Regions from separate parts of the Homo sapiens genome. Here region 2 is linked to region 1. Evidence: chromatin contacts called from ENCODE Hi-C or POLR2A ChIA-PET data. All regions are on one chromosome and are shown on one strand. The core of a region is the stretch at or near the end of the contact, and the rest is flanking DNA. Distances in the headings are between cores, read along the strand shown.

Region 1 (3,997 bases), core at 632-3,131:
AGACAACAAAGAGGCCAGGGAGACTTCTGAGAAAGAAGGTTGACTGGGAACCCCCTCCCCAACCTCTGCACCCCTACCTGTTTCCTTCCAGCTCACAGGCGAATTTCACCGCTGGGGTCCAGTCATAGGCCCCCGGCTCCTTCTTCAGCCACTTTTCCAGCTCCTCCCGGTTGCGGTCGGTAAAGTCGGAGAGAGTGATGTCTTGGAAGGAATCACAGGCAGCAAGAACTTGGTAGATGGTAGGACCTGAGCCAATGTCAATCAGCGTGTCCCCTTGGAGGCCTCCTGTGGGAGGGAAAGACTGGTAATGGATGGGTAAAAGAAACGAGACCCAAGGCAGACACAGGGATGAGGACACACACCCTGGTCTTACCCAAGGGGCAAACGTGCTTGGTGGTTATCACGGATTGGCAGCTCCCTGTAAGCCAAGCCTCATGCCAAATATTTTATATGTGTTAATTTCCATTTACACCTCAAAACTACCCTGTGTAGTGACTGCTATCACTATTTTCATTTTGCAGATTAGAAAACTGAGTCTGTAAAAGGTTAAACAATTAGCCCAATACCTTTCAGTCAAGAACATAAGCCAAGAGTATAATATTTCTGGGACAGAGAACAGAGGCCCAAGCCCTGCTCTGGGGAAGATTCGGGCTGGAGAGTTCAGAGAGGACATGCTGGGGTCAGTGGCCCTTTAAGTTTCAGGCTGACTGGGAGCTGGAAGCCTCCCCTGGAAGTCCAGCCCTTCCTGGATGGGTTTCTTGTTCCTTGGAGGAGGGAGGGGTGAAAGCATACAGGAATAGGAAGCCGGGGCTAAGGAGATGATCTGGGAAGATGGCCCCAGGAGTGAATCCAGGGTCACCTGGAAGCTGGAATGAAGCATGACTTCCAACATTCTGTCTGGAGCCCTGGCGTGGGGCCATCACTTGGCCTTCCAAGCTTGGTCACACCCAGTCCGGCTGTTCTCTGATTTCTGCCTCCCACACCGGCCTGCTCCTCCAGGCTCAGCAGCCTTTTAACCCCCTCTTATCCCACAGACCACCAGGAGACTCACCCTTACTGTTCCCCAGTCAAGTGCCTAAAGTGAGGACACGGCTGCTTGAGTTTAGAAGACACAATCAAATCATGGGGTCACCATGGGGAGGGCAGTGATCATCGGGAGACAGGCAGAAGTCACCATCCATCGTGCAGATGGCTCAGTTGAGGTCCTTGGGGTCTGAGCCCCTTGCTCAGGGTTGAGACCCCACCTAGCAATCCTTGTCCCAGGGCAGGGCTTTTCCAGGTCCTCATCACAGACACATCTAGGCTGCACACTCCGGGCACAGGCGATCCCGTCCCACTGCAACCCTGCTGTTTGCCCTTGGCCTTCTGGGGGCCCCAGAGGCCTGGCTGTGCAAGGTCAGGACTGAACTTGATGATGACCTGGAGAGCCTTTTCTGCTCCACCCCAAAGACCTAGGGGCTAATGGAGAGCAGTGTGGGAACTGCACGGGGCTGTGCTCTTCAGCTGGCACAGAGCTCCTGAGCCATGGGGAGACAGACTCAACCTCCAGCATAACAGCTGCCCAAAGAGAGGGGGCAGGGCCCCAGAAGCTCCCCCAGCCCATCCCCAAAAACCCCTAGAGGAGACCAGACTGCCCCCAGGACACCGTCTCCCCATCCCCATCCAGGTTCCTTGGAGAGAGGCTCAAGGGGAAGGGCCACCCTCTGCTCACCAGGGCCGAAGGTCTTGTGGAGACATTCCAAGTTAAACTTCAGCATCTCGGCCTCGGGTGAGGGGCTGCCATCGAAGCTGTAGTAAGTAGCCAAGTAGTCCCTGGGCAGGAAGTGCTTCTGGTACTCATCACCCCCAGTGAAGCCACCCTTCATGGTGTCCCTGAAATGTGCCCCCTCCTTGCTATCAGGTCTTATGAGGGCTCCAAGCTCTCCAGGCTCCACCCCCAGCATTCCAGCCTCATCCCATGGCTCCTCCCAAGTATGCCTTTCCTTGAGCTTCTCCTTCTAGGGGGATGCAGAAGGCAGTGCATGTCTCACCACCTCCCAGCCACACTGACACACCTGAGGTTTCCCCAACCCCAGAGCTATGACAGCTGGGGCTGCAGCCGCCCTGGCCCTGCTGCCTCTAGGGACCAACCCATGTCCGTCAAAGGCAATTGATGGTGCCCAGCCCTGGGTGCAACTCTCAGCCCTGGCAGCCACATGCTGCTCTGTGGCCTCCAAGTAGGTGTCAGACCTATGTTTCCCCACCTGCGTGCCCACTTCACTGACTGTAAGGACCAAAGTCACTCCTCTAAGTCACAGGTGTTGTGACCTGAGTGCACAGTGAGATCCCCATCTTGTCGCCTGGTGGTCACTGGGGCCCAGTGGCTCTCTCTAGGCCAGGCAGTGGGTGCAGCTTCATGCATCCCCCATCCCTGCTGGAGAACACAGTTCAGACCCCAGGAGGCAGAGCAGAATGGCTGACTTGGCATCACTGTGCAGGTCACTGGGAGAAGAGCAGAAATTGTCGTCAATCTCCATGAATGAGAACAAGGGCGCCCGGTCATAAAGCATAAACTGTCAGAGGGGTCCTGGCTTCCTGGCCACTGACTCACCTGGCTACTCCGGGTAAGACACTCCTGGCCTCAGTCTTCTCTTTGAAATGGGACTGGGTTGTAAAATCTCCCACAGACAGAAAAAAGCTCAGTCTCTGTTTTTGGCACTAGGAAATGGCTCTGACTTGGCCACAAACCGGACAGAAATGAATCCGCTACACTGGAGGTTCAGGCCTCTTGCCCTGAAAGTGGGAAGGACAGGAATGCCTTGTTCTGGCTTTAAGTAAACAAACAATTCTGAATCCACAGGGCCCAACAGATGGGTGATGCCACAGACGCAGGAACACCCAGCGGTCGTCAGGGCCTGGCTTCCAAGGGGCGGGTGCCTGGGCAGCCTCCAGGGAGGCCTGCGGCTGTCGTGCTGGCCTGCAAAAGGCATACAGAGCAGGCAGGAAACTGCAGGGCTCGCATTACATGATTGGAGGAGTGTGCAATAAAGGCACGGTGCTAACTAAGTTGTGGGCAGGGTGGAAGGAAGACATATGGTACCTCTATTAGTCAGGGTTCTTCAGAGAAAGAGAACCCAGCTTGTGTACACTGAGAGAATCAGATCTATTTTAAGTAATTGGCTTGTATAATTGTGGAGGCCAGTAAGTCCAAACTCTGAAGGGTGGGACCAGGAAAAGCCAATGTTGCAGTCCAAGTCCAAAGACCAGCTGCTGCCAGAATTCCCTCTTGCTCGGGGAAGGCCAGTCTTTTGTTCTACTTGGGCCATCAGCTGATTGGATGAGTCCCGCCCACATTATGGAGGGCGATCTTCTTTACTCAAAGTTTAAATGTGAATTTCATCCAAAAACACCCTTACACAAACAGCCAGGATCATGACTGACCACCTATTTGGGCACCATGACCTAGCCAAGTTGACTCATAGAAAGCACCATCACAGAACCTGAGGGCTAGCAGCATGGAGGAGCCATCATCCCAGTGAGACTGAGACAGAGCTGTGCAGAGAGGGCCTCCTGCAGCAGCCAATAGCAAAAGAGCTGATATGATTTGGCTGTGTCTTCACCCAAATCTTATCTTGAATTGTAGCTCCCACAATTCCCACATGTTGTGGGAGGGACCCGGTGGGAAGTAATTGAACCATTGGGGCAGGTCTTTCCCATGCTGTTCTCATGATACTGAATAAGTCTCTTGAAATCTGATCATTTTATAAGGGGGACTTTCCCTGCACAAGCTCTCTTTTTGCCTGCTGACATCCATGTAAGACATGACTTGCTCCTCCTTGCCTTCAGCCATGATTGTGAGGTCTCCCCAGCCATGTGGAACAGTGAGTCCATGAAACCTTTTTCCTGCATAAATTACCCAGTTTTGGTTATGTCCTTATTAGCAGTATGAAAACGGACTAATAGAGTAGCTAAAGAATAAATACCCAGACCTCCTTCTCCTACCTTCCTCCAATATCCT
Region 2 (4,015 bases), core at 911-3,410, 48 kb before region 1:
TCATCTTCCCTTCCAGGGGGATGTGTGGCCACTCTCTCACTTCTTTAGCCGCACTTTCTGGATCTCAAAGGAAATCTGAGTCAAGGGAAATCTCTTTCCTCTGCAGACGCATCAGATCAGAGACTTGGAAACCATGGAACTGAAGGTACCTTGGGGTTATAATAACCACACAAGGTTTAGGGGTCATCAACCCCATTTTTGGAGGGCTCAGAGTGGCCTGTAACATGCACTGGAGCTGTTTCTCATGTTTAATCTCCTGTGCCTACTTTCAGGAGGCCAGCAATCAGAAGGAGAAATGGCATTCCACTGTGGACTGGGGGCACATGTATAGGGTAAAATGTGATCAACAGGCTGAGAAGTGGGGAGAAGTGGCTGAGCATCGGGCATCAATGGCAGGTGTGGAGGACAGCTGTATCCACCACAGAAGAGAGGTCCCCAGAACAGGTTAAGAAGGTGAGGCTGAACCAGTGCAAGAGCCCAAGCAGGCCACTATCCACACAGGATGACCGGCATGCTGGAAAGGAAATAGGTATTGTGTGTCTCAAGAGTCAGATTTTGAACCTTAATAGTCTGATGTGAAGTCCAAATAATGCATAAAGACAAATTAAAATGAAAATTCTCCCCATTACTCATCCCATGAGGTGCAGATGTTTTCAGAGCTGGGATGCTCAGAAGCAGGGAACAGTCAATGAACCGCAAATGCCACATCCTCTGTAAGCCTCCTCCAAGTCCCGGCTGGCACAATTCATTCCCCCTCAGGACACAGAGAGGCATCTGTGCGCCCGTGGCTTTCACTCCAGATCTGGGGGCCTCCAGAGGCTCTAGAGGACCTGGGAGAGTTTGGGATGCACTTGTCTCTCTCCCCCTGGACTGCTTAAGAAAGGTCTGGTAGGGCCTGGTGAATGTCCCCTGAATTAAATTATGCAACAAGGGCAACGAGACTAAATCGCTGGGGTTGGGAGGATTGATGAAGATCTGCTGCCATCTACTGTCCATTCTTCTGCAAAACCTGAAAAACTGCCAGGCATCCCCAGTGTCAGAGGAGTGTTTCAATGCAAAGGCAGAAACACTGAGGCTTTGGGCCCTTGGCTGTATCAAGGCTGCAGAGACCCACAGCAGAACAAGGCAGGTTAATCTTCCCCTGGATCTGTGAATTAAAAGTACAGCCATTCCTTCTCCAATGTTACTGGTTTACCAGGAAGTCTTTTGCATTAAACACTGCCTCTCCAAGCCCAGGGCCCTCCTGCCCCCTCAATAGCGTCCCTTAACTGCTCCCTGAACTTCCACTCCTTTGTGAGGGCCACAATTTAGCACCCAATTACACAGGGCATCCCAGTGCACCCTGGGCTTCTGGAGGCAGGGAACCATATCATGCACTGGCATCCCCAGTGCCTACCTGGGCTATGACACCTCTGAACTCACTAAGACAAAAGGACGTGACCCAGCCACAAAGCCAGTAATGGGTAATATGATGCTCTTGCAGAGGGCTGCACATGTCATGATGGGAAAGGCTGTCTGAGCCTGGAAACAGTTTCGTTTCAGTCTCACCTTCTGGAGTCTGTATCCTAACCTGTAAAAGATCCCTGCTTGGCCCATCTCACCAGGGCATCCAATGCATCTAAGGTGATATCCAGGGACAGGCTTTGCAGTTTATCTTTACTGTAATACCTAGGGGTTGGGTGAATGCAGAAGGAGCCATGAGAACTGACATGGAGGCCACAGGTGTCCCACCCAGCTGCCTCAGACAGGTAAATACTTCCCAGCTGCTGTCAATGTCAGCTGCTAAGGGCTCACAGCTGCATCCTTTTCTGGAGAATCGTCCTTTGCCAAACTCATCTAGGAGGTTGCACACTGCCCGCCCCACTCCAGGATGGGCAGCCCACAGCCAATGACTAAGAGGGGCACAAAAAGCTCACTCCCTTGCCTTAAACATGGGACTAACTCTGAGTCAATTCATGCTCCACATCTCCCCAGGGGATCAGCCTGAGCCCTTAGCCCTCACACCTTTGCTGAGCTCCTTCCCCTGCCCAGTTCCACTTTCCTCACCCCACTTCCTCCTGAGAGCATGCCCCCAACAAATTACATGTACCGGAATCTGACTCAGGCTTGGCCCCTAGGGCATTGCTTCCCAAAGCTTGACACGCATGACATCACCTAAAAAGCTTGTTAAAACCCAGATTCCTGGGCTCCACCCCCAAACTTCTGACTCAGTGGGTCAGACAAGCTGTTTCTAAAAAGTTCCCAGATGATGCAGATGCTGCCAGTCCAGAGATCACAGTTTAAGAACCATTGTTCTTAGGAACCTAACCTGAGAAACCATTCAACAAGTAATAGGCAAAGGGGTTAGGGATGGTGGAATTTAACCTTGCCCTAGTCAGCCTGCCTTCAGCTCAAAATGCTGCAGCCAGGAACAGCCTGGAACAGGCCTCCAGTGACAGATGCTCATACTCAGGGCTGGGAGTGATTCCAGGTTGCTGTGTCCTAAATCCATTTACTATATACCCACAGGTGCTCAGAGGAGCCTATAGTCTAGGAAGGACTCCAAAGTCACAGGACCCTGGTTTACAGGCTCATTATTTACATAAGATGAGCCTTAGAGAGGTCAACTGAATCAAAGTAATTCAGAGATTACAAAAGAAGTCAGAAGTCTGGTCTAGGCATGTGTAGAGGGTAGAATTGGGGAGCCATTACAGAGCAGCCCATCCTACCCCTTCATTTACAGACAGGAGCACAGAGGCCCAGAGAGGCCTGGAGGTCTGCTCAGCAGACTGCAACCTGCAAGCACAAGACAAAGAAGTGCATGACATAAAGGCAAGATGGGGACTTGCTTTTACTGTCCTTAGACAGTAGCTGTGAGCAACCCTACTAACTTGGGCTCTAGTAATAGTCCTGGTGTGGAAGCCTCTTAAACAGCTTCAATAAAACCCCAGTGCCAGAGGAGAAATGTCACAGCACAAAAGTAACAGGACAGCTCACTGCTCACATGTGTGGACTGCAAGCACATGGACCCTGAACTAAGGCCACAGGAAGGCCAGTTCACAAAGAAACACCACTGGCCTGATAGAAAGTAAGATGCAGGGCTGGGCGCAGTGGCTCACGCCTGTAATCCCAGCACTTTGAGAGGCCGAGGCGGGCGGATCACAAGGTCAAGAGATTGAGACCATCCTGGCTGACATGGTGAAACCCCGTCTCTACTAAAAATGCAAAAAAAATTAGCCAGGCGTGGTGGCGGGCGACTGCAGTCCCAGCTACTCGGGAGGCTGAGGCAGGAGAATGGCGTGAACCCGGGAGGCGGAGCTTGCAGTGAGCCAAGATCACGCCACTGCACTCCAGCCTGGGCGACACAGCGAGACTCTGTCTCAAAAAAAAAAGAAGAAAGTAACATGCAGACCAGAGGTATAAATTATGGCCCAATGACCATGACCTAAACCTGCTTCTCCCACAGTCTTCATTTCAGGGAACGGCAACCCCCCTCTTACAGTTGTTCAGCAAAATCTTTGCAGTTATCCTTGCCTCCTTTCTTTCTCTAACACAGCACATCCAATCCATACACGAATCCCAATGAGATATGTGGTTTCGGTCAATATCAGACCACATATATCACAGTGGTTCCATAAGATTATAGTATCATATTGTTACTGTACCTTTCCTAAATTTAGATGTGTTTAGATAAACAAATACTTCCCATTGTGTTACAATGGCCTATAGCATTCAATACGGCAACATGCTGTCCAGGTGTGTATACTAGGAGCAACAGGCTAAGCCATTTAGCCTAGGTGTGTAGTAGGCTGCACCATCCAGGTCAGTGTAAGTACACTCTATGATGTTTCCACTTCAGCAGTCTCGAGGAGAGAGACAGGTGCACCCCAAACTCTCCCAGGTCCTTCAGTGCCTCCAGGGGCCCACAGATGTGGATGCGCTTCTGAAAATGCACTTCTCAGAACATAGCCCTGCTGATGTATGTCTGTATGTATGTATACACCCATATTCTAGCCCATGTCTCACCACCTTCACT

Evidence for each region. A loop is a pair of places that touch in the nucleus more often than their neighbours do. ChIA-PET counts read pairs that join two places held with the same protein, here RNA polymerase II (POLR2A). Pooled maps may share reads with other maps.
Region 2: a map of heart right ventricle shows a loop between it and region 1 (4-fold over the local background). The contact joins the enhancer-like site here to the promoter of INMT in region 1. A Hi-C loop is called at or near these places in 36 of 168 maps with a recorded cell type or tissue (Caco-2, Calu3, GM23248 and 17 more), 19 of 37 single-sample maps with no recorded cell type and 25 of 50 pooled maps. POLR2A ChIA-PET finds 5 or more read pairs at or near these places in 4 of 52 experiments (AG04450, BJ, K562 and 1 more).

What each region holds. Positions count from the first base shown.
Region 1 is chr7:30,750,019-30,754,015 of GRCh38, reverse strand. INMT (indolethylamine N-methyltransferase) reads right to left here and starts at 1,881. Exons shown (of 3, transcript NM_006774.5): 1 at 1,712-1,881; 2 at 78-285. The coding sequence starts at 1,865. It overlaps INMT-MINDY4 (INMT-MINDY4 readthrough (NMD candidate)), which reads right to left and starts at 1,881. Exons shown (of 20, transcript NR_037598.1): 1 at 1,712-1,881; 2 at 78-282.
Region 2 is chr7:30,797,861-30,801,875 of GRCh38, reverse strand. All of the region lies in intron 5 of MINDY4 (MINDY lysine 48 deubiquitinase 4), which reads right to left. All of the region lies in intron 7 of INMT-MINDY4 (INMT-MINDY4 readthrough (NMD candidate)), which reads right to left. Among named protein-coding and RNA genes, the nearest start is that of MINDY4, 28 kb to the right of the region's middle. RefSeq lists enhancers at 961-1,090, 1,957-2,076. Within about 2 kb of position 2,160, at least 6 of the 41 ENCODE cell types and tissues checked have a DNase peak (open chromatin) inside an H3K27ac peak, as active enhancers do; they include ascending aorta and heart right ventricle, where a contact is called at or near this core.